Linked DNA regions of Homo sapiens: region 2 is linked to region 1. The links are chromatin loops, found by intact Hi-C in ENCODE. Cell type or tissue: heart left ventricle. All regions are shown on one strand. Each heading gives the region's core, and the rest is flanking DNA. Links, peaks and the distances in the headings are about the cores only. Region 1 overlaps FREM3 (FRAS1 related extracellular matrix 3). Region 2 has its middle 68 kb from the start of FREM3.

Region 1 (15,811 bases), core at 3,462-11,461:
TTCTGCTACCTCTTACTGGGCAGGGCCTCCCGACCTGGGACACCAGCCACCCCAGCCCCACCTAGGCTCTTGGCTGGTAGCAGCTCCGCACTTCCTTGGGACAGAGCTCCCAGAAGTAGCAGTGCCACCATTTTTGCTGCTCCACAACCCCAGCTCCTGCTGCGCTCAGGCTTGGGAGGGAGCAAAGAGATTCAGGACTAACTCAGGCCTCCAGCCCAGTGCAGCAGGATTATAGAAAACTGCCCAGACTGTTCTCCATGCGAGTCCCTGCCACTGTTATCCTCACTGGGTAGGGCCTCTTGATCTGGGAACCCAGCACAGCCATCTTGTCCCCATCTGAACCCTTTAGTCATTGGCGGCTCTGCATTTCTCTGGGGAGGAAATCCCAGAGACAATGCAAAACCTCTCTGCCATTGCAGCTGCAGTGGTACTGCCCTTACTGCCCTCAGACTGGGGAAGGAACAAAGGGCTGGTCAAGTCACTGACACCTCCGGCATGGCACAAACACCATACGAAGAGGAGCTCAGTTTCTGTTTCCTGGGAGCCTCTACTGTTCACCAGGCAGGGCCCCCAGCTCAGGACTGCAAAGCAGTTGCCCTGCCCCTGGCTGAGCATTCCCACTGGTAGTGGCTCTGTGTCTTCCTGGGCTGGAGCTCCCAGAGGCAACTGACAGCCCCTCTGCCACTGCCACTGCAGTGGTTCTGCCAGTGCTGCCCTCAGACTGGGGAAGGAACAAAGAGTCTGAGGGCTTTACTCACACCTCTACCGTGCCAGTTGCCATATGGACAGGAGCCAAGTCTCTCTTCCCTGTGAGACCCCAACCCCCTGCTCTTCACCAGACAGGGCTCCTGGCTCAAGACCACAGCACAGCTGCACCACCTCCTGGCTGAACATTTCCATTGGCAGTGGCTCTGCATTTCTCTGGGGTGGAGCTCCCAGAGGCAACTGAAAGTTCCTTTGTTACTGCCACTGTAGTGGTACTGCCCTTGCTGCCCCCAGAGAAGAAAAGGAACAAAGATTCTGAGTGCTTTACTCACACCTCCAGCTCTTAGCTGCCCTAAGGAGAAGAGGCCAGTCTGTCCTCCCTGTGAGCTTCCTGCACTCCCTGCCCATCACCAGGCAGGCCCTCCCCAGTGCCCCAAGCTTGGGCTCACAATGCAGCCACTCTGATTTGTAGTGGCTCTGTGTTTCTCTGGGGTGGAGCTCCAAGAGACAAGTCAAAAGCCCTTTGCCATTACCACTGCTAAGGTCTCTGTCCTCGTCACCCCCAAGCTGGAGAGGGAGTGTAAAGCCTGAGCTTGCCTCAAGGCTGCGGTGTATAGCTTAGGAGTGCAAAGCCAAGATCTGCAGCCAGCACTCAGGTAAGAGAGGAACCCACACTGTTAGAGTGCTGAGAGGGAACATGGCTGCAAATGCACAGAGGAGCCATGTGGCTGAGTAAGAGCCTGCCTACCAGCCGTTACACTTACACGCCATCTACTAGATCACAGCCCAAACTTCAAAACCAAAAATACTTTGCATATAACACCCTGTGAAACCAAGGACAAGAATTCAGCTACATATGAAGACCCTGAACAAAGCCTTGGCCCTCTGAAAACGTCCAGAAACAAAGTCAATTGACTATATTAAAATTACACCACAGTTAAAGGAATATCAGCCCATACAGATGAGAAAGAACTAGCGTAAGAACTCTGGCAATTCAAAAAGCTATAGTGTCTTCCTTCCTCCAAATGACTGCACTAGTTCCCCAGCAATGGTTCTTAACCAGGCTGAAATGACTGAAATAACAGACATAGAATTCAGAATATGGATAGGAATAAAGATCATCGAGAATCAGGTGAAAGTCAAAACCAATCCAAGGAATCTAGGGATAATAATAAAATGATATAATAACTGAAAGATGAAATGAAGAAAGAACCAACAGATCTGATAGAGCTGAAAACACTACAAGAATTTCATAATACGATTGAAAATATTTATTATTTTTAAATTAATTAATTTACTTTTTTTTTTTTGAGATGGGTTTGAACTCTGTCACCCAGGCTGGAATGTATGGCTCATCACAGCCTCAACCTCCTGGGCTCAGGTGCTCTTCCCACCTCAGTCTTACAACTAGCTTGGACTACAGGTGCACACCACCATGCCGGGCTAATTTTTTTGTATTTTTTGAAGAGATGGGGTTTTGCCATGTTGCCCACATTGGACTCAAGCAATCCACCTGCCTAGGCCTCCAAAAGTGCTAGGATTACAGATGAGAGCCACTGTGCCGGGCCAATTGCAAGTATTAACAACAGAATTGGCCAAGCTGAGGAAAGAATCTCATAGCAAAAAGGTTCTCTGAATGAACAGAATCAAAAATAAAGAGAAAAGAATAAAAAAGAATGTGCAAAACTTCTTAGAAATACGGGATTCTGTAAAGAGACCAAATCTACGACTCATTGGCATCCCTGAAAGACAGGGAGAGAAACCAAACAACTTGGAAAATATATTTGAAGATACTGTCCATGCATATTTCCCCAACTTCACTAGAGAGGCCAAAATTCAAATTCAGGAAATGCAGAGAACCCTTTAAGATACTGTATAAGACAACTATCCCTAAGACACATAGTCATCAGACTCTCCAAGGTTGACATGAAAGAAAAAAATATTAAAGGCAGCTAAAGAGAAGAGAAAGGCAGCAAAGAGAACCTCATCAGGCTAACAGCATATCTTTCAGCAGAAACTCTACAGGCCAGAAGAGATTAGGGGCCTTTATTAAGCATTATTAAAAAAAAAAAAGAATCTCAACCAAGAATTTTATATCCAGCCAAACTAAGCTTCATCAAAAAAGGAGAAATAAGATCTTCATCAGACAAGCAAATGTTAAGGGCATTCATTACCACCAGACCTGCCTTACAAGAGGTTTTTAAAGGAGCACTAAATATGGAAATGAAAGACCATTATGGCCACCACAAAAACACACTTAAGTACATAGACCATTGACACTATAAAGCAACTACACAATTGAGTCTGCATAATAAACCGCTAACAACAAGATGACAGCATTAAATCCTCACATATCAAATATTAACCTTGAATGAAAACAGGCTAAATGACCCAATTAAAAGGCCACAGAGTTGCAAGTTAGATAAAGAAGAAAGATCCAACCACATGCTGTCTTCAAAAGACCCATCTCACATGCAATGACAGTCATAGGTTCAAAGTAAAGGGATGGAGAAAAATCTACCAAACAGGCTGGGCGCGGTGGCTCACGCCTGTAATCCCAGCACTTTGGGAGGCCGAGGCGGGTGGATCATGAGGTCAGGAGATCGAGACCATCCTGGCTAACAAGGTGAAACCCTGTCTCTACTAAAAATACAAAAAATTAGCCGGGCGCGGTGGCGGGCGCCTGTGGTCCCAGCTACTCGGGAGGCTGAGGCAGGAGAATGGCGTGAACCCGGGAAGCGGAGCTTGCAGTAAGCCGAGATTGCGCCACTGCGGTCCGCAGTCCGGCCTGGGCGACAGAGCGAGACTCCGTCTCAAAAAAAAAAAAAAAAAAAAAATCTACCAAACAAATGGAAAACAAAAAAAGCAGGGGTTGCTATTCTAATTTCAGACAAAACAGACTTTAAGCCAGCAATGATAAAAAAGACAAAGACAGGCATTATATAATCGTAAAGGGTTTAATTCAACAAGAAGACTTAACTATCCTGAATATTTATGTGCCCAACAGAGGAGTATCCTCATTCATAAAACAAGTCCTTAAAGACCTATGAAGAGACTTAGATAACCATACAATAATAATGGGAGACTTCAACACCCTATTGACAGTATTAGACAGACCATCAAGGCAGAAAAGTAATGAAGATATTTGGGACCCAAATTTGACACTTAACCAAATGGACCTAATAGACATTTATAACACTCTCCACCCAAAACCAACAGAATATACATTCTTCTCTTCTGCACATACACGTACTCTAAAATCGACTACACCGTTGGCCATAAAAATTATTAGCAAATTCAAAAAATTCAGAAGTATACCATCCACACTCTCAGATTATATAACAATAAAAATAGAAACCAATACCATGAAGATCACTCAAAACCATACAATTACATGGAAATTAAACAGCCTGCTCCTGAATGACTTCTGGGTAAACAATGTAATTAAGGCAGAAACCAAGAAATTTTTTTGAAACTAATGAGAACAAAGATACAACATACCAGAACTTCTGGGACACAGCTAAAGCAGTATTAAGAGGAAAGTTTATAGTGCTAAATGCTCACATCAAAAAGTTAGAAAGATATAAAATTAACAACCTAACACCACACCAAAAGGTCACAACTGCAAATGAGAAAATGTGGGCATCAATGTACATGGAAATGTCCTTTTCTTTTCCTATTGGGTCCTGTTCTTTTTCTGATAAAGCACCTGACAGGTACTCTAGAGGAAATGATATCTAGAATTGTGCCATGCTGTCAGCTAGGCCTTGATCATCCATGTCAGGAAATGCAAAGGTGAGCAGGGCATGAAGACATGCTGTTTGAAGCTAAGGCAAATGCCTGAGTCTGAAGTGAAAACCTCCTACACTTCAAAGGTCTAATATGTGACGAGATTCTTCCACGAGTTGGGACTTGCTTGGCCATTATGGGGGTAATTTCATCTGAAATATTGTTTATGAGCAGCTTTAGGTATCTATAAATATTCTGAACTTTGGAAAAATTAATGTGAGCCCATGACAAGCCAGTGGGTAATAAATGAATCATAAAGGCTGCTGTTTGAATAATGTACTTATTTTGTAACCAGCAGAAGTCATTATGTATACAAACCATCTACGTGCTGAAGCCAGAGAAACTTTCATTCAGAGTCCATCAACAAAGACTAAGCATGCTTACACTTAACAGACTAGACTCCACCATAAACATGTATCATGATAATGATATATTCTTTAAGTGGCCCTCTCACCTTCTGCTGACTCCTGCTCTGACTTTCTGGAGCGCACGGCGATGGATGATGGTTGGGAAAGATCAGTGCCTCTTCTCCAAACACAAACCTCCACGTAGCGAGCACTTTCATTGACGTGATATTCAGCATCCCCAAAGTGCAGGACAGGTTCTAAAGAGGCAAAAAAAGATACACTAAGAATGCTTCAGCCTGCCTGGTATACTGTCTCCTTTGGCCCTGTGTGAGCCTGGGCATTTGTCATAATTGTCAGACATGACAGATCCCATAGGTCTTGTTTTTTTATATAGCTCAGGGAGAACAAAAACAAAAACACACAAAAAGCCACATCAGAGTCACATACCATGACTTTGACTCCAGGAAATGCCATGAGATGAAGTCAGTTGAGATGCTATTCATTTTTTTGTTTTAAGAACTTTCCATTACATAGAAGAGATTTTCCTATTAGGGAAAATTGGCCAATCAGCTGTAACTCAGGCAAGTCCACTATTGTTTGGGAAAAGATGGTGGAGAAGTTAGAGAGGCTTTTTTTGGCAGGGAGAAAATTGCTCTTCCTGTGGAGGGACAGTTGAGCCAGAATTCTGAGTTTGATCACTATGGCTATGCCTTTTCTTAGGGCATTTGCTGATTACAGGGACAGATGGAAATCCTGGGGCAGTGAATGAGGGGGAGGAGAGATCCTGTTAGCTGAGATGCCAGAAGCGCTTCCCCAGGAGACCAAGAAGTGACTCCATAGAAAAAGAAGGCTGAAGGAGAACAACCAGCACAGACACCAGGCTTCAGCGGTGGGTAGAAGGGAATTGTACATCTTCTAAAAGGAGAAAGAGGTTGACAATGCGAATGTTGCTTTGGCCAAGCAAATACACTTATCCATACCCCGTTCGCTCTTGTTCTAAAAGGTAGCTATGAACTTAGGTGATTATTTAAAGCATATACAAGGCTTAGCTGTAACAATACCTACTATATGTACTGTCATGAAAAAGATTTTGAGATGAATACTTTTGTTGGCTGTGACATCTGGAGGCAAAAAATGTAAATATTAGGAAGCAGATTCACCATGGAGGAACAACCCCTTGAGGTTGTTGAACGGAAAATTAGTTATGGAGATGACACCTTTGCAAATATATTGCAATGCACCAGGAGTGTATCTGAATTTAAATTCAAATTTTTGGAGGCTAGGAATCAGATTTAGTAAATATTATTTGTTTCAAGATGTATTTTAGTAGATCTTTTAACTGCTGAGGGAGTAGTAGTAGTAAAACTGCAAGACCTCTCCTGTCCTGGTTATGCCAAACAGCTCCCAATACACTGAACACAGCATGCATTTGTGAGCCTCCATCTTTGTTGATGATGTTCTCTGAGCTGGAATGTGCCAATATGGCAAATGCCTACTCATTTTTTTAAGACTTTATTGATAAAGAGTTGCCTTCTCTGGGAAGCCATATTTATTTCCTCAATAAATAATCATTCTTCACTCTGTGCTTCCCTAACATTTCAAATAGTTCTATAACTGTAGTGATGGAATACACTTGCAATTTGCTCACCTCAGGCATACAGCAGGCAGGTGGCCTGCACTCAGAAAAGGGTGGTAGGGTCATTCTTTCTTTTCTTTTTAATGAACATGTAGTAATTGTATGTATTTATGGGGTACATAGTGGTGTTTTGATATATTTATGGCACAGTGATCAGGTCAGGGTAATGCACATATCCCATTCTTTCTTCTCTTACCAAGAACTTTCTCCTCATTATTGCTAATGGGTGTTTCTGATGCCTCCACGGTTGGGACAGGAAAGAAGGAGGATAGGCAGGAGTAGCAGGAAAGTTCTTTCTTGAACACTTTCATGGATGTCAGTACTCTTTGGTTTTGGAAGATGGAAGAAAAGCTGATCCTGTTTATCATGGGCACTTCTGCAGGTTCTTTGGGATCTCTCACTCCCACAGTTGGGTATCTCTTATCTGCAGTTCTCTTGATGAGGATGAAACAGATATATTCTGGCTGATCACTTAATCATTCCTCAACCTATTTAGCATTTGGAAGTACCTCTGTTCAGCCCTCTAGATGGCACCTTTGGACAAGTTCATTCTGGCTCACTCTTGTATGCATGGCTCACATGTGGTCCATGGCAACCTTCCTGCATCCTCTGCCTTGATAAACTCCAGGAATACCACTTAACCCCAATGCAGTCCCTCTCTTTTGTTCATCCACCAAAGCAGCCAACCAGTTTATCTCCCACATTCAGATTTTCCAGGCAGAGCCAGATCCCAGTTCATTGTGTTCTCCACATTGCAGGTGGCACACATCATACTGCCCAAATGGTCTCCTTCGAGCCCCCTCTCTTGATTTAGCACCTCTTTAAAATGCAAAAATGTTAAATTTACCATTCTAACATGCTATCCTGTGTTTTTTTTATTATTATTATACTTTAAGTTTTAGGGTACATGTGCACAATGTACAGGTTTGTTACATATGTATACATGTGCCATGTTGGTACGCTGTACCCATTAACTCATCATTTAGCATTAGGTATATCTCCTAATGCTATCCCTCCCCCATCCCCCCACCCCACAACAGGCCCCAGTGTGTGATGTTCTCCTTCCTGTGTCCATGTGTTCTCATTGTTCAATTCCCACCTATGAGTGAGAACATGCAGTGTTTGGTTTTTTCTCCTCGCGATAGTTTGCTGAGAATGATGGTTTCCAGCTTCATCGATGTCCCTACAATGGACATGAACTCATCATTTTTTATGGCTGCATAGTACTCCATGGTGTATATGTGCCACATTTTCTTAATCCAGTCTATCATTGTTGGACATTTGGGTTGGTTCCAAGTCTTTGCTATTGTGAATAGTGCCACAATAAACATACGTGTGCATGTGTCTTTATAGCAGCATGATTTATATTCCTTTGGGTATATACCCAGTAATGGGATGGCTGGGTCAAATGGTATTTCTAGTTCTAGATCCCTGAGGAATCGCCACACTGACTTCCACAATGGTTGAACTAGTTTACAGTCCCACCAACAGGGTAAAAGTGTTCCTATTTCTCCACATCCTCTCCAGCACCTGTCGTTTCCTGACTTTTTAATGATCACCATTCTAACTGGTGTGAGATGGTATCTCATTGTGGTTTTGATTTGCATTTCTCTGATGGCCAGTGATGATGAGCATTTTTTCATGTGTTTTTTGGCTGCATAAATGTCTTCTTTTGAGAAGTGTCTGTTCATGTCCTTGGCCCACTTGTGGATGGGGTTGTTTTTTTCTTGTAAATTTGTTTGAGTTCACTGTAGATTCTGGATATTAGCCCTTTGTCAGATGAGTAGGTTGCAAAAATTTTCGCCCATTCTGTAGGTTGCCTGTTCACTCTGATGGTGGTTTCTTTTGCTGTGCAGAAGTTCTTTAGTTTAATTAGATCCCATTTGTCAATTTTGGCTTTTGTTGCCATTGCTTTTGGTGTTTTAGACATGAAGTCCTTGCCCATGCCTATGTCCTGAATGGTATTGCCTAGGTTTTTTTCTAGGGTTTTTATGGTTTCAGGTCTAACATGTAAGTCTTTAATCCATCTTGAATTAATTTTTGTATAAGGTGTAAGGAAGGGATCCAGTTTCAGCTTTCTACATGTGGCTAGCCAGTTTTCCCAGCACCATTTATTAAATAGGGAATCCTTTCCCCATTGCTTGTTTTTCTCAGGTTTGGCAAAGATCAGATAGTTGTAGATATGTGGCATTATTTCTGAGGGCTCTCTTCTGTTCCATTGGTCTATATCTCTGTTTTGGTACCACTACCATGCTGTTTTGGTTACTGTAGCCTTGTATTATAGTTTGAAGTCAGGTAGCGTGATGCCTGCAGCTTTGTTCTTTTGGCTTAGGATTGACTTGGCGATGTGGGCTCTTTTTTGGTTCCATATGAACTTTAAAGTAGTTTTTTCGAATTCTGTGAAGAAAGTCATTGGTGTCTTGATGGGGATGGCATTGAATCTGTAAATTACCTTGGGCAGTATGGCCATTTTCACAATATTGATTCTTCCTACCCATGAGCATGGAATGTTCTTCCATTTCTTTGTATCCTCTTTTATTTCCTTGAGCAGTGGTTTGTAGTTCTCCTTGAAGAGGTCCTTCACCTCCCTTGTAAGTTGGATTCCTAGGTATTTTATTGTCTTTGAAGCAATTGTGAACGGGAGTTCACTCATGATTTGGCTCTCTGTCTGTTATTGGTGTATAAGAATGCTTGTGATTTTTGCACATTGATTTTGTATCCTGAGACTTTGCTGAAGTTGCTTATCAGCTTAAGGAGATTTTGGGCTGAGACGATGGGGTTTTCTAGATATACAATCATGTCATCTGCAAACAGGGACAATTTGACTTCCTCTTTTCCTAATTGAATACCCTTTATTTCCTTCTCCTGCCTGACTGCCCTGGCCAGAACTTCCAACACTATGTTGAATAGGAGTGATGAGAGAGGGCATCCCTGTCTTGTGCCAGTTTTCAAAGGGAATGTTTCCAGTTTTTGCCCATTCAGTATGATATTGGCTGTGGGTTTGTCATAGATAGCTCTTATTATTTTGTGATACGTCCCATCAATACCTAATTTATTGAGAGTTTTTAGCATGAAGCATTGTTGAATTTTGTCAAAGGCCTTTTCTGCATCTATTGAGATAATCACGTGTTTTTTGTCTTTGGTTCTGTTTATATGCTGGATTACGTTTATTGATTTTTGTATGTTGAACCAGCCTTGCATCCCAGGGATGAAGCCTACTTGATCATGGTGGATAAGCTTTTTGATGTGTTGCTGGATTCAATTTGCCAGTATTTTATTGAGGATTTTTGCATCAATGTTCATCAAGGATATTGGTCTAAAATTCTCTTTTTTTGCTGTGTCTCTGCCAGGCTTTGGTATCAGGATGATGCTGGCCTCATAAAATGAGTTAGGGAGGATTCCCTCTTTTTCTATTGATTGGAATAGTTTCAGAAGAAATGGTACCAGCTCCTCCTTGTACCTCTGGTAGAATTCGGCTGTGAATCCATCTGGTCCTGGTCTTTTTTTGGTTGGTAAGCTATTAATTATTGCCTCAATTTCAGATTCTGTTATTGGTCTATTCAGAGATTCAACTTCTTCCTGGTTTAGTCTTGGGAGAGTGTATATGTCGAGGAATTTATCCATTTCTTCTAGATTTTCTAGTTTATTTGCATAGAGGTGTTTATAGTATTCTCTGATGGTAGCTTTTATTTCTGTGGGATCAGTGGTGATATCCCCTTTGTCATTTTTTATTGCGTCTATTTGATTCTTCTCTCTTTTCTTCTTTATTGGTCTTGCTAGCAGTCTATCAGTTTTGTTGATCTTTTCAAAAAACCAGCTCCTGGATTCATTGATTTTTTTGAAGGGTTTTTTGTGTCTCTATCTCCTTCAGTTCTGCTCTTATCTTAGTTATTTCTTGCCTTCTGCTAGCTTTTGAATGTGTTTGCTCTTGCTTCTCTAGTTCTTTTAATTGTGATGTTAGGGTGTGAATTTTAGATCTTTCCTGCTTTCTCTTGTGGGCATTTAGTGCTATAAATTTCCCTCTACACACTGCTTTGAATGTGTCCCAGAGATTCTGCTATGTTGTGTCTTTGTTCTCATTGGTTTCAAAGAACATCTTCATTTCTGCCTTCATTTCGTTATGTACCCAGTAGTCATTCAGGAGCAGGTTGTTCAGTTTCCATGTAGTTGAGCGGTTTTGAGTGAGTTTCTTAATCCTGAGTAGTAGTTTGATTGCACTGTGGTCTGAGAGACAGTTTGTTATAATTTCTGTTCTTTTACATTTTCTGAGGAGAGCTTTACTTCCAACTATGTGGTCAGTTTTGGAATAGGTGTGGTGTGGTGCTGAAAAGAATGTATATTCTGTTGATTTGGGGTGGAGAGTTCTGTAGATGTCTATGAGGTCCACTTGGTGCAGAGCTGAGTTCAATTCCTGGATATCTTTGTTAACTTTCTGTCTCACTGATCTGTCTAATGTTGACAGTCGGGTGTTAAAGTCTCCCATTATTATTGTGTGGGAGTCTAAGTCTCTTTGTAGGTCACTAAGGACTTGCTTTATGAATCTGGATGCTCCTGTACTGGGTACATATATATTTAGGATAGTTAGTTGTTCTTGTTGAATTGATCCCTTTACCATTATGTAATGGCCTTCTTTGTCTCTTTTGATCTTTGTTGGTTTAACATCTGTTTTATCAGAGACTAGGATTGCAACCCCTGCCTTTTTTTGTTTTCCATTTGCTTGGTAGATCTTCCTCCATCCCTTTATTTTGAGCCTATGTGTGTCTCTGCACGTGAGATGGGTTTCCTGAATACAGCACACTGGTGGGTCTTGACGCTTTATCTAATTTGCCAGTCTGTGTCTTTTAATTGGAGCATTTAGCCCATTTACATTTAAGGTTAGTATTGTTATGTGTGAATTTGATCCTGTCATTATGATGTTGGCTGGTTATTCTGCCCATTAGTTGATGCAGTTTCTTCCTAGCCTTGATGGTCTTTACAATTTGGCATGTTTTTGCAGTGGCTGGTACTGGTTGTTCCTTTCCATGTTTAGTGCTTCCGTCAGGAGCTCTTTTAGGACAGGCCTCGTGGTGACAAAATCTCTCAGCATTTGCTTGTCTGTGAAGTATTTTATTTCTCCTTTGCTTGTGAAGCTTAGTTTGGCTGGATATGAAATTCTGGGTTGAAAATTCTTTTCTTTAAGATTGTTGAATATTGGCCCCCTCTCTCTTCTGGCTTGTAGAGTTTCTGCTGAGAGATCAGCAGTTAGTCTGATGGGCTTCCCTTTGTGGGTAACCCGACCTTTCTCTCTGGCTGCCCTTAACATTTTTTCCTTCATTTCAACTTTGGTGAATCTGACAATTATGTATCTTGGAGTTGCTCTTCTCAAGGAGTATTTGTGGCATTCTCTGTATTTCCTGAATTTGAATGTTGGCCTGCCTTGCTAGATTGGGGAAGTTCTCCTGGATAATATCCTGCAGAGTGTTTTCCAACTTGGTTCCATTCTCCCCGTCACTTTCAGGTACACCAGTCAGACGTAGATTTGGTCTTTTCACATAGTCCCATATTTCTTGGAGGCTTTGCTCGTTTCTTTTTATTCTTTTTTCTCTAAACTTCTCTTTATGCTTCATTTCATTCATTTCATCTTCCATCGCTGTTACCCTTTCTTCCAGTTGATCGCATCGGTTACTGAGGCTTGTGCATTCATCACATTCTCGTGCTGTGGTTTTCAGCTCCATCAGGTCCTTTAAGGACTTCTCTGCATTGGTTATTCTAGTTATCCATTTATCTAATTTTTTTCAAAGTTTTTAACTTCTTTGCCATTGGTTCGAACTTCCTCCTTTAGCTTGGAGTAGTTTGATCTATTGAAGCCTTCCTCTCTCAACTCGTCAAAGTCATTCTCTGTCCAGCTTTGTTCCGTTGCTGGTGAGGAGCTGCGTTCCTTTGGAGGAGGAGAGGTGCTCTGATTTTTAGAGTTTCTGGTTTTTCTGCTCTGTTTTTTCCCCATCTTTGTGGTTTTATCTACCTTTGGTCTTTGATGATGGTGACGTACAGATGGGTTTTTGGTGTGGATGTCCTTTCTGTTTGTTAGTTTTCCTTCTAACAGTCAGGACCCTCAGCTGCAGGTCTGTTGGAGTTTACTGGAGGTCCACTCCAGACCCTGTTTGCCTGGGTATCAGCAGCGGTGGCTGAAGAACAGCGGATATTGGTGAACTGCAAATGCTGCTGCCTGATCGTTCCTCTGGAAGTTTTGTCTCAGAGGAGTACCCGGCTGTGTGAGGTGTCAGTCCACCCCTACTGGGAGGTGCCTCCCAGTTAGGCTACTCGGGGGTCAGGGACCCACTTGAGGAGGCAGTCTGCCCGTTCTCAGATCTCAAGCTGCATGCTGGGAGAACCACTACTCTCTTCAAAGCTGTCAGATAGGGACATTTAAGTCTGCAGAGGTTATTGCTGTCTTTTGTTTGTCTGTGCCCTGCCTCCAGAGGTGGAGTCTACAGAGGCAGGCAGGCCTCCTTGAGCTGTGGTGGGCTCTACCCAGTTTGAGCTTTCCAGCCGCTTTGGCTCAAGCCTCGGCAATGGCGGGTGCCCCTCCTCCAGCCTCGCTGCCACCTTGCAGTTTGATGTCAGACTGCTGTGCTAGCAATGAGCGAGGCTCTGTGGGCGTAGGACCCTCTGAGCCATGTGCAGGATATAATCTCCTGGTGTGCCGTTTGAGAAGCCCGTTGGAAAAGTGCAGTAGTAGGGTGGGAGTGACACGAGTTTCCAGGTGCCGTCTGTCACCCCTTTCTTTGACTAGGAAAGGGAATTCCCTGATCTCTTGTGCTTCCCGGGTGAGGCGATGCCTGGTCCTGCTCCATCTCACACACGGTGCACTGCACCCACTGCCCTGCACCCACTGTCCGACACTCCCCAGTAAGATGAACCTGGTACCTCAGTTGGAAATGCAGAAATCACCCGTCTTCTGTGTCGCTCACGCTGGGAGCTGTAGACTGGAGCTGTTCCTATTTGGCCATCTTGGCTCCACCCTCTGTCCTGTGTTTTTATCAGAGTCTTATGAACTGTTCTCAAGGTCAGGCACCATATTCTATATGCCCTTGTATTTTTAGTGATGCAGTGGCTGGCATATTGACAAAGTCTCAAGAATTTGTCAAATGGACATTTTTAACTCTCTTCTGATGTATTTTGAACTTATTACAAAGTTTGTTGAAAAAAACTTTGAACAAAGTTACCTACATTTTTAGCAGAGGAATTATATTGTGTGGCATTGGGGAAGGGCAAGAAGTGAGAAAGGTAAAAAACATTTGGATCAGTTGTACTGTTGTTTAGAGAAAAAAATGTCAGAACTCAAGCCTCTGAATACACTAAGATATAAGACATGAGAGGAGGGTAGTGTCACTTGGAAAAAATGTCATGAAATTCTTTCTAGATGCTCTAGGTATTGAGCATCAGGAGATCTGTCAGAACAGAGAAAACAGCTCCTCCATGTAGCACAGAAGAGTTTCCAAGTACTCTTTACCTTAGCTCTGTCTGAGAAACTGAGATGCTAGCAGTGATTCTAAAGGATGGGCAATTAGAAGAATATGATGCTTTGGCCACATCACATTTATGTTAAATGGATTCCACAGCCATAGATGTGTTTTAATCTCCTTTAAGAGAGAATGTTCTTTAAATGAAAATAGGAAAAATAAATATGACAAGGTCAGAAATTAAGCTCTCAAAGAGATAAAATTATCATTTAAAATGAGTTCAGTGTTCATATTCGGAGACGCTTAATGCCAGGTTTTGCAGGTGAGGTAACAGAAACACTGTTGGTAAACTGAGAAACCATACAGAACAGAATGGATGCCAAAAAATGGAAGATAGGAAAATATTTTTCCAGTTGTCTCAGGATAGAAAACAGATTCTAGAAACAGACGGGTAGGCTTAATCTTTAGAACAATTCTAGAGCTGCTTATTTAAACAGGTTTTGAATTCTGAGAAAAGAAAGACAATGCCCATTGGTCAGTATTGGTTCTGTAATATCAGATTTGGCAAAGCCAATTCAATGTTTTTTTAAAAAATATTTTTTACTTCAGTTCAACGAACATCTATTGAGCATCCCCTATGTGCTGTAAGCATGGTGCTAGTTACTGGGAATGTAAACAGATATACAGTCTTGTTTTTGAGATATTTTTGGTATGACAGGGCCTCCACACCAGTTCCTTCTTTTGCTGTAGCACTTAGGATTTCATTCAGCTATGCTATAGCAAAAGAAGGGAGCCGGGCACCGTGGCTCTTGCCTGTAATCCCAGCACTTTGGGAGGCCAAGGTGGGCGGATCACGAGGTCTGCAGATCAAGACCATCCTGGCTAACACGGTGAAACCCCGTCTCTACTAAAAATACAAAAAAATTAGCCAGGTGTGGTGGCAGGCTCCTGTAGTCCCAGTTACTTGGGAGGCTGAGGCAGAAGAATGGCGTGAACCTGGGAGGCAGAGCTTGCAGTGAGCTGAGATCACGCCACTGCACTCCAGTCTGGGCGACAGAGCGAGACGCCATCTCAGAAAAAAAAAAAAAAAGAAGGAACTGCCTTTGAGGCTCAGAAGGAGTCCTGGAGAAAATAAGGTGCTATGTCTTTAAAAATGAGTGAGAATTGACCAATGAGAGAGGTGGGAAAAATGTTCCAGGTAGAGTGGCTAGTAGGAACAAAGACACATAAGCATGAAAAAAGCCTACCGTTTAGGAAGGGATGCAAGAACTTGTTTATTGGTAGTGTGTAAGGTGAGAACAGAGGAATGTTTGGAATGAATTTAGAGAGGAACATAATCATTTTAGGTAGATGGGACTTGATATTTTAGATTTTATAGAATGTGGAAACCAATTTTAGGCAGTGAAAAGGTGTTTGGTTTTTGTTTTCTGCACATCTGTCCAGTGTCAGTGTGGGCCATGAATTTAGGAGGAATTAGTGCAACCCATTAGAAAGGTATTGCAATTATTCATGTGAGACATGATGATGATTGATGATACTACTAGTAGGCAGTAGTATTAGTGATGGAGTGGAAGAGGTGAATGTAAGAAATGCCCTGAACAGCACCCACTGACTAATGTAGCACTTCTGGGATGCCCTGCAAGTTTCTAGTGTTTGTGGGTGGGAGTGGGAGGCACTAATTCAGTTGGGAATAAAGCAGGTGGAACAGCATTGACTGAGGGTAAGAGAAAGAAAGATGATGAGTTTGGTTATAGGTAAGTTGAATTTGAATGGCCTGTGGTGCATTTAAGTAGATATTTTGGAAAAACCCTTTCATGCATGAATCTAGAGTTCAAAATCAAGCCTCACAGTGGTTCATGCCTGTAATTCCAGCACTTTGGGAGGCCGAGGAG
Region 2 (15,811 bases), core at 4,170-12,169, 180 kb after region 1:
TTTCTAGAATTCTTATGATATGCAAGGATTGCTCAGCTATTTAACAATAATTAAATCTCTTTACTCAAGCACTCTTAATGCAGCGATCTCAGGCTTTATTTTGAAGTATTGGTTAAAATGAACTATTGCACACCCAAGGAAATAAAACTTAGTGGAGTATTTGGCTTGAATGAAAGCTCACAATTCCAAAAGAAACTAGAGGCCAATGCAAACTGACAGGCTTGAATAAAGAATATGGCTACCTTCTTTTTAGTAAATTTAATTCCAAAGTCCTTATACTTTTTGTAGACTTCAAGATAAGAATGCAGCCATGGGCCCTGTAGTTCTTTGCCTGGATAGAGACTATACATAAAGCACACCTACAAATTTATTAAAATGACTTCTAATATCATGTGCTAGGTAGTTGTATCTAGAATGTTCACAATCATTGAACTGTATGTCACTTTGTTTCTCATTGCTGATTGCATTTGTGCAAAATAGGCCATTATGGCAAAGCATGACTGATGAGCCCATGTTGGAGAGAATCTCCTTCAAATAAGTCATCACCTACTGATGAATCTGAGAGCCTGGAATATCTCTTAGGAACATTTTATTAATGTCTTTGTATGCAAATTCTGTGGGAATGAGAGAGAAGTATTTTCCCATATATAGTCATAGATTAGACTTAGGAATCATGAGGATTAATTTTATGCATTAACTTGACTGGGCTAAGGAATGGCTACATAGCTGATACAATATTTTTTTCTGGGTGTGTCTGTGAGGGTGTTTCCATAAAATATTAGCATTTAAATCAGTAGACTGAGTAAAGAAGATTGCCTCCACCCATGCAGGTGGGCATCATCCATTTCATTGAGGGTCTACATAGAACAGAATGGTGGAGGGAGGATGAATTTTCTCTGTTTGAGTTGACAGATTCATCTTCTACCATGCTTGGACATCAGTGCTCCTGGTTCCTGGGCCTTTGAACTTGGATGAGGACTTACTTAGACCATTGTCTCCCTTGGTTCTCAAGCCTCTGGGTTGTGCTGGAACTACACTGCTGGCTTTCCTGGGATTTTAACTTGCAGACAGCAGATTGTGGGACTTTTCAGCCTGCATAACTGCATGAACAAATCCTCATAACAAAGCTCTTTCTAAACTTCTATATGTATCCTATTTGTTCTGTTTCTCTGGAGAACTCTGACTAATAAAGGAATCCAGTCATTGTGTGCATAAATAGCCAAAATGTTAATAAGCTGAACAGCTCTTAGCTTGAAAATGACTGAGTTGCCAGCATGCTTTGGATCCAGTGCTTCTCCCTGTATACATTTACTGTGTGGTCCATAAATAGAGGTCCAGTAGAACTGTGATAGAAGGTACAGTAGAGTCTATGGCACTCTGAAACCCTTTACTTCCGTTATCTCTTCAATTAGCAACTCAGTCTTACTGCTATAAATTCTCAAGGTCTACATCCTCCTTTATATCACCCATACAATGGCCAATAAGTTTATTTGTGATTCCTTCTATCAAGAGCTTCAGAGTTACTTCCTGGAAGGTCCCAATATTGCCACAGGTGTTGTAGAAGGCTCAGGGCCCCCTCCTGGCAGTGCTGCTCCTCTTGATCCTAAACCGTAGCATTCAACTTGGACACCTCATTGAGGTCCATTTGATGTAACTGGCCATGGCCAAGGCAACAGTGGAGACTGCCATAACAATGATGAGATGGCAACCATAAGAACAGTGGCACTGGCAGCCTGGTGGAGCCATCCTTCCTGTGACTTCTTGACAAGCTGTATATAACAGATGCCTTCTATTCAGTTATTTACAGTTTATTACCTCACTTTAGTGGACTCTGAACTACTGCTACAAAGCGGATTACTGATCAGTTTCTTCCTTCTGTACAAGATCAGTAGATATTTTTTTTTTTGTCCTCAAATTCTGGGCTTTGGGGTTATGGCTCTTGTTTCACTGATGATAAAATATTCTTTGTTTTTCATCATTTAGGTTGCTTATTGATTCTATGGATAAGAGAGGAATTTTTAAAAACTATTATGTCTTCACTCAGAGGAAAACTCAGGTAATGTTTTCTCAATAAAAAGCAATGGCTCTTAAATTGTGGCTGCACGTTAGAATTACTTTAGGGAACTTTAACAATTCCAGGGATGAGATGACATGTCAGACTTTTAACCCACAATCTCGGGGGCTGCCTCCAGGCATTAGTCATTTTGAAAACTTCCCAGGTGATTCTAATATACAAACACTAATTCCTTCCCAGGTGTTTTATTTATTTATTTTTTTTGTGTGTGTGTTTTACAAATATGGATAAATTTACACAGATATCCATATAAATTTACCTTTGAAGAGCAAATTAAATTATTTTTGGTGTCAGCAAATTTTAATTAAAGCTTATTATTGTAAAAATGTTTTCTTTTCAGTTGAGCTAATATCAGATTAAGATATATATAATTATTTTCACAGTGATGTTGTTTTAGGAACTAATCATTATTGCTAGAAACGAATTATAAAATCATATAATATAGAGAATAAGACTATAAAAAGTGCAGAGGAAAATAAGACCTCAAACTTAATCCATTGAGTTTAAGGCTACCATAACAAAGTACCACAGAATGGGTGGTCTCAACAACAGAAATTAATTTTCTTACATTTCTGGAGGCTAAAAGTTGAAGATCAAAGTGTCAGCTGAATTGGCTTCCTCCAGTGCCCCTCTCCTTGGTTTATAGATGGCTTCTTCTCCCTGTGTCTTCATAAGATTTTCCTTCTGTACCTACCTGTGTCCTAAACTCCTCTTCTTACCAGGATACAAGCCATATTGGATTACAGTCCATCCTAATGACCTCATTTAAAAATAATTACCTCTTTAAATGTCTGTATCCAAATACAATCACCTTCTAAGATACTAATGGTTAGGACTTCAGTATATGAATTTTGGAGGAACACAACTCAGTCTATAACATACATTAAATAGCAAAATTTGAGAATTTTATGGCTATGTCAGAATGTTAGAATTGCAAAATTAAAATACATAAAATATAATTAAGTCTGAAACCTTACCAAAAACTTCCATGTGTAATGTATTTCACTATTATTTTCCATAGCAAAGGTAGTTAAATACTCAGAAATTCTGGAAAATACAAAGAAGTGGAAAAGAGAGTGGAAAAAATATTGTTTTCCATCACTCACTTTAAATATTTTTTACATGCTGGTGCTTGTCCTTCTAGTCTTTTCCTTATTTAAGTTAAAAAAGATATTTGAAAAAAATATATGTAACTATGCATTATGCTTTTTAAATTCTTTACTCGGCAATATAACTTAAACGTTTTATCTTTTACACATTTTGTAAAAATATTTTTAACAGGTTAAAAACACTATGTCTAATGAACAGAAACAGCGTTTACTGAATTATTCTGCTCACTGTTGGGCATCTGGATTAACAGTTAGTGTTCCACCAGGAAATAGATTGCACAATCAAAGTGGGTAGTTTAGGAGATTTTTGAAAAATAAGCTTTATTTTTTAGAACAGTTTTAGATTTATAGAAACATTGAGAAGATAGTACAGTTTCCATATACCTTATCACCCAGTTTCCCTTTTGGTTAACATGGTATATGTTATTCATATGGTACATTTGTTACAATTAATGAACCAAATGATGCATTGCTATCGATTAAAGCCCATCATTTGTTCAGATTTCCTTAGCTCTTAACTTATATCCTTTTCTATTCCAGGATCCCAGCCGGGATACCATATTACATTGAGTAGTCATATCTCCTTAGGCTCCTCTTAGCTGTGATACTTTCACAGATGTTCTTTATTTTTTATGACCTTGACAGTTTTGAAGTGCACTGGTCAAGTATTTTGTAGAATGCTACCCTAATGAAATTTTTCAGATTTTTGTTTTCATGATTTGACTGAAGTTATGGGTTTTTGGGAGGAAGACCACAGGTAAAGTTTCATTTTCATTACATTCTATCCAGGGTACATATATCAGCATGATTTATCTTTGTTAATATTGACCTTGATCATCTGGCTAAGGTAGTGTTTGTCAGGTTTCTCACTGTAAAGTTACTCTATTTTCACTCTTTTCCATACTGTACCCATTGGGAAAAGAGCCATCATATATGGTTGACAGTTGAAGAGTGGGGATTCATGCCCCTTCTCCTTGAGTGATGAGTATCTATATAAATTATCTGGAATTCTTCTGCAGGAGATACCTGTATCTTATTCCTTACTTATTCATTTAATCACTTTTTATATAAATATGAATCATAAATATATATATTATACTTTGGGTTATAACCTGCTACAATTTGAAGATTTCCACCCCAAATAACATGTTGAAACGTAATACCCATTAAGTGATGGTATTAAGAGGCAGGGCATTTTGGGAAGTGATTAGGTTATGGTAACTACTCCTTTATAAATGGATTAGTTCCTTATATAAGTGCTGGAGGAAACTAGGCTTTTTTTGTCCTTCCACCTTTCACAATGTGAGGACACAGTGTTCATCCCCTCTGGAAGATGTAGCAAGAAGTCAAAAGCTGTTACCAGACACTGAACCTGGCAGCACCTTGATCTTGAACTTCCCCACCTCTGTAACTGTGGGAAACAAATTTCTACTGTTTATCAATGACCTAGTCTGTGGTATTTTGTTGTAGCAGCAAAAATGGACTAAGACATAATCTGATTGTCTTAGTTCATTTAAGTTGCTATAAAGGAATATCTAAGGCTGGGTAATTTATAAAGAAAAGAGGATTACTTGCCTCACTGTTCTACAGGCTGTACGAGAAACATGGCACCAGCATCAGCTTCTGATGAGGGCCTCAGAGAGCTTCCAATGGTGGCAGAAGGGGAAAGGGAATAGGCATTACATGGCAAGAGAGGAAGGAAGGACGGAGGTGGGTTGGGGGAGGTCCTAAACTCTCTTAAACAATCAGCTCCTATATTAACTAATAGAGTGAGAACTCTCCTAATTACCATGACAGCACCAAACCATTCATGAGGGAATCTGGGGCCATGACCCAAACGTCTTTCCTCCCCACCTCAACCACTGGGGATTGAGTTTCAACATGAGATTTGGGGAGGACAAATATCCAAACTATATCACCAATGCCGCTTTAGTTTTTTACTCAAATTTTTCCAATTTTGGTCACTGGAAGCTCTTTCAGTTGGCTGCTATGTAGCACATTCCCATCAAAGTAGGTTTTTAATTTTATTTTTTAAAGAAACTCTTCTTTCTGGCACTACAGGATGCTCTAGCTCATCTTGTATGTTTTCTGCCGCAGTTCTAGAATCGGTCATTTCTCCAAGAAGCTCTGGTTCCTTTTAGTGGAGAATAGTATTAGAAACCAAGATCTGGGTACTCTTTGTTACTGGGAGGTTGTTGTTTCATGACTTACCTGAGAGAGCAAGAAAATATGTGTGTCTACTAACATATATATATGCATAGATCTAGAAATTATTTTTCATTTTTAAATTTTCTTTTTATTTTTAAAAATAATTTCAACTTTTAGTTTCAGAGGGTTCATGTGCAGGTTTGTTACATGGGTATATTGTGTGATGCTCTGGTTTTGGGGGCACAATTGATTTTGTCACTCAGCTAGTGAGCATAGTATGCAAGAGGTAGTTTTTCAACCCCTGATAACCTCCTTCCTTTCCTCTAGTAGTCCCCAGTGTCTGTTGTTCCAGTCATTACGTCCATGAGTATCCAACGTTTAGCTTTCATTTATTAAGGGAGAGCACGTGATGTTTGGTTTTTTGTTCCTGTGTTAATTCTCTGAGGATAATGGACTCCAGCTCCATTTATGTTGCTGCAAAGGACCTGATTTTATTCTTTTTTTATGGCTGCATAGTCTCCCATGGAGAAAAGGGAATACTTATACACTATTGATGTGAATGTAAACTAGTTTAGCTGTATGGAGGGAGCTACCTATCCGGAAAACAGGAGATTTCTAAAAGAACTTAAAACAGAACTACCATTCGACCCAGCAATCCCATTACTGGGTATATATACAAAAGAAAATAAATTGTTCTACCAGAAAGATACACGCGCTCATATGTTTATTACAGCACTATTTACAATAGCAAAGACATGGAATCAACCTAGGTGCCCATAAACAGTGGATTAGATAAAATGTGTTTCACCAGTGCAACCCTCCTCCACACCAAACCCCGGCAACCATGTATATTTTTACTCTCTCTGTAGCTGTGTTATCCTAGAATGTTATATAATCATATAATTGGAATCATACAGTGTGTAGCCTTTTCAGACTGTCTTCTCTACTTAGCAATGTGTATTAAAATTCTTCCTCTTTTTGTGGTTTGAAAGCATGCTTTCTTCCCTTTCTTTCCGTTTCCCCTCCCCTCCCCTTTTCTTTCCCCTTCCTCTTCCCCTTCCCCTTCCCTTTCCCCTTCCCTTCCCTTCCCTTCCCTTTTTTGCTGAATAATATTCCGTTGCATGAATATAACATATTGTGTTTATCCATTCATCTGTTGAAGGACATCTTGATTACTTCCAGTTTTTGGTAAATATAAATAAGGCTGCTGTAAACATTAATGGGCAGGTTTTTCTGTAGACATAAATTTTTAGATTAGTTGAGTAAATCCTGGGAACATTATTGCTGTATCATATTGTATAAGTATTCTCAGTTTTGTGCAAAACTGCCAACCTGTCTTCCAAAATGGCTATACTGTTTTGTATCCCACTGGCAATGATAAAAGTTTGTCTTCCTTCGTATGCTCACCATACAGACTTTTAGAGGCATTATTTATAATGATATGAGCAGGGTTTAAGGAAACAAGCAAGAAGCAGTATAATATCCTGGACTTAGCAATAGTACATGTGAAGGGAAATAATACTGGAGAGAGTAGCTGTATAGAGTGAGCTACCTATCTGGAGTGAAGGTTTTGGGTAAAGGGACACAGAAAACCAACCAACTCTTGTAGATCCAAAGGGGAGAGATTCAGAACAATAAACACCTCAGCCTTATTTGTCTCCCATGTATTGATTGTTCCTCTTCCCATGCCTCCCATTGACTTGACACAACTAGAAGCCAGAGCAGAAGGGATTCATGGCTATAATCTAAGCAGGTCAGCCTCCTGCTGCACTGAGCAGAGTGGGAAAAGGTGAGCACTATCTCGTGGGTCAAATGAAATTTCACCAAAAGCATATTTGAGTTTGTGCAAAGTTTTTGAAAAAATTTTATTTTGAACATTTTAGATTATTTCCTCCTTGGATATACTTCAATAGTGGGATTATTAGACCAAAGAAAATGAAAAATTTGAAAGCTGCTCACTTCTACATGCCACATAATTAATATCTAAAATTTCCTATCATGGACTAAAATCTTATTATTTGTCTGTTTCATTATTATTGTTGATATATATAAGACATAATTAATTTTGTACATTTACATGGATATTAAGTTCTTCTGTCATTGGTGGTTGCTATTATTGTCACATAGAAATTTTAATTGAATTGGGGAATAAGACATGTTGCAAGGGGTCAGGCACATATTAGAAACAAAGATTAATATATTTTTTCTTTCAAAAATGTGTAAACTACACATCTCTACCTATCTATTCAAGCAGATTTTTTCTAAAGATAATAGATAAAATCTGTGTTCAGAAACATAGTAAATAGTCCCAGTTTAAATACATGCTAATTATCATTTCAAACATGTGTTTAAATTGTTTAGCTGTGTCTTTAACACTTGCTGGTTCCTTATCAGAAGCACATTGTTTATGAAAACTAAGAGTTTGTAGACTGTTTTTGTCTCTATTCAATATAGTTTTTTTCCCCAATAGTGACTTCCCTAGTGTTACTGTGGGCTTCTATTTCCTCTAACCTTTCTTGACTACACATGTGCTCCAATCAGGAAACTCCGACAATTCCCAGCGTTGCTGAAGGAAGTGGTTGAGGAGGCAACACAATTTTAAAATTTTTCATTCTCTTTCATTTTTTTTTAATCCCACTGAAATGCCTTGCCAAAGTCACCATGACTCATTTTTTGCTATGGCACTTGTGACTTTTGATTTAATTACTTGACCTTTCAGCAGTATTTGGCACTAACCATTACCCTGTTCCGAAAGCACTGTCATTCCTTGGCATTCAAGAAACTGTACTCTCATTGTTTCTCAGGTCTCTGGAGCCAGACTGTCTGGGCTGTACTGTTGTCTCTGTCGCTACTAGTTGCATGACTTTGTGTAAATAACTTAACATCTTTGGGATCCAGTTTTCTTATAGTTGAAATCGGGATAAAAATAGTACCTATTTTACAAAGTAGGGTAAGGATTGAATGAGTGAATGTACGTAAAATGATCCAAACAATGTTTGGGATCTCAGCACCATTAAAGTAATAGCCGGTGGTGTGCTGATAAACTCACATTCAGAAAATTAAAAGTCCTGGTTTGTAGTGTTTGCCAGTTTCCTTGGTGTAAATACTCTCATCATTCTTTTTTTTTTATATTCTTAATAAATGTATTTTATATTATTATTACTATTTTTTATCAATTTCAACTTTTATTTTAGATCAGGGGTACATGTGCAGGTTTTGTTACATGGGTATATTGTGTGATCTTGGGATTTGGAGTACAGTTGATCCTGTCAGCCAGATAGTGCACATGGTACACAATAGGTAGTTTTCTAACCTTTGCCCTTCCCCCACCACAAGAAGTTCCTGGTGTCTATTGTTTCCATCTTTATGTACCCAATGCTTAGTTCCCACTTATAAGTGGTATTTGGTTTTCTGTTCCTGCATTAATTGACTTAGGATAATGGTCTCTAGCTGCCACCATGTTGCTGCAAAGGACGTTCTTTCATTCTTTTTTATGGTGGTGTAGTATTTTGTGGTGTGTATGTACCACATTTTTTAAATAGTATCCACCATTGATGGGCACCTAGGCTGATTCCATGTCTTTGTTATTGTGAATAGTGCCACAATGAATATATAAGTGCATATGTTATTTTTGGTAGAATGATTTATTTTCCTTTGGATATATGTCCAGTAATGGGATTGCTGGGTCAAATAGTAGTTCTGTAAGTTCTTTGAGAAATCTCCAAAGTGTTTTCTAAAGTGGCTGAACTGGTTGACATTTCCTTACCAGCATCTGTTATTTTTTGACTTCTTAATAATAGTGATTCTGGCCGGCATGAGATGGTATCTCAATGTGGTTTTGATTTGGATTTCCCTGATTATTAGTGATGTTGGGTACATCTTTTTTGGTCACTGGTACGTCTTCTTTTGAGAAGTGCCGGTTCATGTCTTCTGCCCACTTTTTAATGGGGTTATTTGTTGTTTTGCTTGTAGAATTGTGTAAGTTCCTTATAGATCCTAGATATTAGACCTTTGTTGGATGCATAGGTTTTGAATGTTTTCTCCCAACCCTATAGGTTGTCTGTTTACTCTGTTGATAGTTTCTTTTGCTGTGAAAAAGCTCTTTAGTTAGGTCTCACTTGTCAATCTTGTTTTTATTGCAATGCTCTTGAGGACTTAGTTATAATTTTTTTCCCCAAAACTGAGGTCCACAAAAACCTAGGTATTTCCTAGGTTTTCTTCTCGAATTCTTACAGTTTGAGGTCTTACATTTAAATCTTTAATCCATTTTGAGTTGATTTTTGTATATGGGAAATTGTAGGAGTCCAGTTTAATTCTGCTGCATATGGCTAGCCAGCTAGTCCAACAGCATTTATTGAATAGGGTATACTTTCCCCATTGTTTATTTGTGTTCACTTTGTCAAAGACCAGTTGGTTGTAGGTATGTGGGTTTATTTATGGGTCCTCTGTTCTGTTAATCTATATGTTTATTTTTGTACCAGTAGTGTGTTCTTTTAGTTACTATAGCCTTGTAGCATAATTTGAAGTCAGGTAATGTGATGCCTATGGCTTTGCTGTTTTTTTTTTTATTATTGCTTGGGCTATTTGGGCTGTTTTTTGTTTCATGTGAACTTTAAGATTGTTTTTTCTAGTTCTGTGAAGAATGGCATTTGTACTTTGATAAGAATTGCATCGAATCTGTAGATTGCTTTAGACAGTATAGTAATTTTAACTATATTGATTATTCCATCCCATAAGCATGGGATGTTTTTCATTTGTTTGTGTCATCTATAATATCTTTCATCAGTGCTTTATACTTCTTTTTGTAGAGATCTTTCACCTTGTTAGTTAAATGTATTCCTAGAATTTTTTTTTCAGTGTGGCTATTGTAAATGAGATTGAGTTATTGATTTGGTTTTCAGCTTGAACATCATTGGTGTACAGAAATGCTACTGATTTGTGTACATTTATTTTGTATCCTGAAAGTTTACTGAAGTTGTTCATTAAGTCTAAGAGTCTTTAGAGGAATCTTTAGGATTTTCCAGATATGTGATCATTTCATCAGTGAACAGAGATACGCTGACTTCCTATTTTCCAGTTTGAATGCCTATCATTTCTTTCTCTTGCCTGATGGCTCTGGCTAGGACTTCCAGTACTATGTTGAGTATGAGTGGTGAGAGTGGACATCCTTGTCTTGCTCCAGTGCTTAAGGAGAATGCTTTCAACTTTTCCTCATTTGGTATGGTGTTGGCTGTGGGTTTGTCACATATGGCTCTTATTATTCTGAAGTGTATTCCTTTGATGCATAGTTTGTTGAGGGTTTTTATCTTTAAGGGATGTGGGCTTTTACCCAATGCTTTTTCTGCAACTATTGAGATGATCATATGATTTTTGTTTTTGATTTTGTTTATGTGATGAATCACATTTATTGATTGGCAAATGTTGACCCATCCTTGCATCCCAAAAATAAAGCCCACTTGATAGTGATGAATTATCTTTTTAATATGCTGTTAGATTCAGTTTGCTAATTTTCTTTTTTTTTGAGGACTTTTGCTTCTATATTCATCAGAAATATTGGCCTATAGTTTTCTTTTTTGTTATGTCCTTTCTTGATTTTGGATCAGGGTGATACTCATTTCATAGAATTGAGGAGGAATTCCATGAATTGAGTATTCTATGATACTAAGTAACTAACTAACTAGCTATTCTTTGGAGTAGTTTCAGTAAGATTGGTACCAGCTCTTCTTTGCACATCTCATAACATTTGGCTGTGAATCCATCAGATACTGGGCTTTTATTTGTTGGAAAATTTTTTATGACTGATTAAATCTCATTACTTGTTACTCATCTGTTCAGCATTTCTATTTTTTCCTGGTTCAATTTTGGGAGGTTGCATGTTTTCAGGAATTTATCCATTTCCTCTAGTTTTCTAGTTTGTGTGCATAGAGATGTTTATAGTAATCTCTGATAGTATTTTGTTTTTCTGTGGTATTGGTTGTAATAACACTTATTTCTGATTGTCCTTATTTGAATCTTTTTTTCTTGGTTAAACTTGCTAGTGGTCTATTCATTTTGTTTATCCTTTCAAAGAACCAACTTTTCATTTCATTGATCCTTGGTATTGTTCATTTGGTCTCAATCTCATTTAGTTCTGCTCGGATTTTTATTATTTCTTTTCTTCTGCTGGCTTTTGGGTTTGATTTGTTCTTGCTTTTCTAGTTCCTTGAAATGTGACACTAGACTACTAATTTGATATATTTATATCTTTTTGATGTAGACATTTAATAGTATAAACTTTCCTCTTAGCACTACCTTTGCTGTATCCCAGAGGTTTGGATATGTTGTGTCTGTATTTTCATTAAAAATTGTTTGATTTCTATGTTACTTTCATTTTTTACTAAAAAGTCAGGAGCAAGTTGTTTAGTTTCATGTACTTGTGTATTTTTGAGAGTTTCTCATGGTATTGATTAATAATTTTATTCCACTGTGGTCCAAGAATATATTTAATATAATTTTGATTTTTAAAAATTTATTGAGACTTGCTTTGTGGCAAGGCATATAGTGAATCTTAGAGAGTGTTCTATGCACAGATGAGAAAAATGTATATTCTGTGGTTTTGGGCATAAAATGTTTGTTAAATATCTATGTTTCATTTGGTCTGGAGTCCAGTTTATGTCTAGTGCTTCTTTGTTGACTCTGCCTCAATGATCTATCTAGTGTGGTCAGTGGGATTTTGAAGTCCCCCACTAGTGCTGAATTGCTGTCAATCTCTTTTCTTAGGTGTAGTAGTATTTGTTTTATCAATCTGGGTGCTCCCGTGTTGGGTGCATATTTATTTTATTTAGAATAGTTAAAACTTCTTGTAGTATTGACCTCATCATCATTATATAATGCCCCTCTTTGTCTTTTTTTTTTTTTTAACTGTTGTTGGTTTAAAGTCTGTTTTATCTGATGTAAAAATGGCTACTTCTGCTAACTTTTGTTTTCTATTTGTGTGGTATATCTTTTTCTACCCCTTTACTTTGAGTCTGCAGGTGTCTTTAGCTATTTAATTGGTCTCTTGTAGGCAGCAGGTGGTTGTGTCTTGTTTTGTAATCCAATTTGCCAGTCTATATCTTTTAAATGGAGGATTTAGGCCATTACATTCAAGGTTAATATTGATATGTGAAGTTTTGTCCTGCCAGAGATTTGTCAGCTAGTTGCCTTTGAGTCTCAATTATGTATGTAATTGTTTTATAAGATCCATGAGATTTCTAGCAAGTGTTTGGAAAACACTTACTAGAAATAACCAGTGTGTTATATGATGATGAGTATCCTTTTATTATCATGTTTAGAGTGCTTTTGAGCATTTCTTGTAGGACTGGTCTAGTGGTGCCAAATTCCCTTAGCATTTGTTTGTCTGGGAAAGGCTTTATTTCTCCTTCATTTATTAAGCTTAGTTTGGCAGTATATAAAATTCTTGGCTGGCATTTTTATTTCTGTAAGAAGGCAGAAAATAGGCTTCTAATGTCTTCTGGCTTGTAGGGTTTCTGCTGAGAAGTCCACTGTTAGTCTGATAGGATTGCCTTTATAGGTGATTTGATAGTTCTCTCTAGCTGCCTTTAAGACTTTTTCTTTCACACTGGCCTTTGATTGTCTGATGACTATATGCCTTGGTTATAATTGTTTTATATAACATCTTCAAGGTCTTCCCTAAATTTCTTGTATCTGCATGTATACATCTGTAGCAAGATTGGAGAAAATTTCCTCAATTATTCCCTCAAATATGTTTTTCAAACTTCTTACTTTTTCTTCTCCCTTGCTTCACATAATCCATATATCTCAAACAATTTGTTCAGTATTTTAAATTCTTTTTTTGTCTAAGTGGGTTAATTTGAAAATTTCCAGGTTTTCTGGTTAGTTTTTTAAAAATACATCTATCTCATCTGTCATCTCTTGAATTGTTTTTCTGTGTGTGTGTGTGTGTGTGTGTGTGTCGATTTCCAACTTTCTCTGTGTTCTCATTGAGCTTCCTTATAACACACATCTTGAATTCTCTATCTGTCATTTCAAAGTTTTTATTTTGGTTAGAATCTATGCTAGAGAGCTATTGTGGTCTTTGGAGAATGTCACAACATTCTGTTTCTTCATGGTGCTGGAATTCTTGTGGTGGTTCCTTCTCATTTGTAGAAGCTGTCACTTCTTACCTGGGAATTTACTTTTATTTGCGTGGGATTTTTTTTCTTCCACTAGAGTGTGATTTTTGCATATATTGGTGGGGTCCTTTGGTTTCACTTCTATATGCTTTTAGAGGACCAAAGCACTGTATGAATTCTTTGCTTATATATCACATTAGTGTAGTGGTTTTCTAAAATGCTAGATTGTAGTAGTGGCGTGCTGTACATATGGTCAGGCTTACTGTCTCCTACAGAGATGAGGAGATGGAGATCTCAGAAGTTACCTCATTCCCCCGTGCTGTGCACTTCTACCAGCAGTAATTATATTGGGTTGTGCAGTTCACCATACAGGCCAGCAGGTGGTGCTTACAGGTAAGAGTTGGCTGAGCACTGTACAATGATGTCAGCAGAAGTTGTGATTGGACATGCAGTTTGACCTCCCATCCATATGTGGTGCTTGCAGGTGAGAGGCGGCTGTGGTGATGGCAGTGGAAATTTTACTTGGCCTTTGTTGATCAGGGGAACTACCAGGGTGTGCCTGGTGATGGGGAGCATGGAGCTCTCAAGTGTCCCATTCCACACTCTGACCAACGGGGGTGCAGGGGGGAAAGCTGGGTGGGGCTGGGTTGGGCGAACCTACCTCCAGGCTCTCCAGGCTAACTAGGGTGGGACCAAGCACAACCTTGGTGGGAGCTGAGGGGCAGCTCTCAGGCCACTGGAACAACCCAGGGAGGGGCAGAGGTGTTTCTCCTGTGCCAAAGAACCCACCAAGAGAAAAAGCGGCAGCCAGGGTTTTTTTCCTGGCTGTTCAAAGTATGAAGGTTTACTTGATATTTTGGTTCCTCTCAGTGAAGAGGCACATGTCAGCTGCATCTGATCAATCATCTTCATTTCTCGTGAGTTTGTGAATCCTATGCAGAGCAACAGCAGCAGAAGTTTGGCACCGTTGTGCTCATATCTCCATAAACAGCCTCATTTCCACTTTTTGGCTGTTATTATTAATACACCTATAAACTTTTATGTGGACATAGTTTGCATTTCTCTTGAGTGTATATCCAGAAGTGAAATTGCTAGGTGCATATGGTAACTCTACATTTAACTTTTCAAAAAACTGCAAATTGATTTCCAAAGAGGTTGCAAGATTTTACATTCTCACTTGCAGTGCGTAAGGGTTCCAATGTCTTCAATGCTTGTTATTACATCCTTTTGATTATGACCATCCTCGTGTATATGAAATGATATGTTTGTCATTTTCATTTGTATTTTCATGATGGCTAATGATGTCGAACATTTTTTTCATATGCTTATTGGCCATTTGTATTTCACCTTTAGAGAAATGTCTATATCTTTGTACATTTCCTGATTGGATACTTTTCTTTTTTATTGAGTTGCAATTTCATTCACTTTTTATGACTCCAATTATATTTTTATTCTTATGACTCTGAAAAAATACCTTAAGTCTAGATTTCTAGTCTGAACTTCATAGATGCTCCGTAGCCACCACAAGTTCAATATGATCCTCCAAACCTGCTTGTCTTTCTTAGTTATTATCTCATCGAAATGCCCCACCATTCACTCTGAGACCTGAGTGTCATCTGTTTCACCTCTTTTCCCCTCTAAATCCAGCCAGCTACAACAACATTGTTTCTACCTCTTACAAAACTTCTAAAATTTCTATCTCTATGGTCAAGTTTGTTCAGACCACAATAAAATTTTTTTTCTGTTTATCTGTCTTTTGTTTTATAAGCTAATTACTTGCACTTCAGAGTGCATATTTTAAAATATAAATCTAATCATGTTATTTTCATGATTAAAACCTTTTAATGGTTTCCTCTTGCTTTTAGGATAATATTCAAATTACTTAACATAAATACTATATAGGAGATAACTTCCTTATAATTATAGTTATTAAAAATGTACTTGACCAGCTTAAACTGTAGAGTTCCTTGTCACAAGAAACAGTCATACAAAGGTTGAAAATTGATCATCTCTCAAGGGTAATGTGAACAGGATTTATGCTTTGGATGGACAGTAGAAACTGATCTCTACTAAGGCTTCTTACCATTATAAACTGCTATGATTCTAATACATGTATATTGTACATGCTAATAACCAAAAGGTTTGATTTATTGGGAAGCCTCATATCAATATGAATAAATATAAAGATACAGTTTTGCAGTTGTAAAGAAAAAGTTGTAAATACACTGTTGTATCCAAAACACTATTAGTCTTATAGGAAACTACTGAGTACACTATGAATTTGTCTTTGAATTTAAAATAAAAGCGTATAGTAAATTATAGAAATGGTCAAAATTATAATTCTGGGGAGTCAGAAAAAATGTCAG

The links. Peaks named below come from ENCODE experiments on the same cell type or tissue, not always from the same donor. Only the 100,000 strongest peaks of a DNase experiment are listed, where the experiment ranks them.
Region 2: it touches region 1 in a loop (9-fold over the local background); 5 of 110 quality-filtered maps call a loop at or near these places.

The regions. Positions count from the first base shown.
Region 1 is chr4:143,580,896-143,596,706 of GRCh38, forward strand. FREM3 (FRAS1 related extracellular matrix 3) reads right to left here. Exons shown (of 8, transcript NM_001168235.2): 7 at 4,949-5,098. Among named protein-coding and RNA genes, the nearest start is that of SMARCA5-AS1, 74 kb to the left of the region's middle. In heart left ventricle, for the core only: a CTCF peak has its summit at 6,990 (motif pointing right); no DNase peak of the experiment used is centred there; H3K27ac peaks cover 398 bases.
Region 2 is chr4:143,760,339-143,776,149 of GRCh38, forward strand. It overlaps the pseudogene LOC100419356. Among named protein-coding and RNA genes, the nearest start is that of FREM3, 68 kb to the left of the region's middle. In heart left ventricle, for the core only: no CTCF peak of the experiment used is centred there; no DNase peak of the experiment used is centred there; H3K27ac peaks cover 378 bases.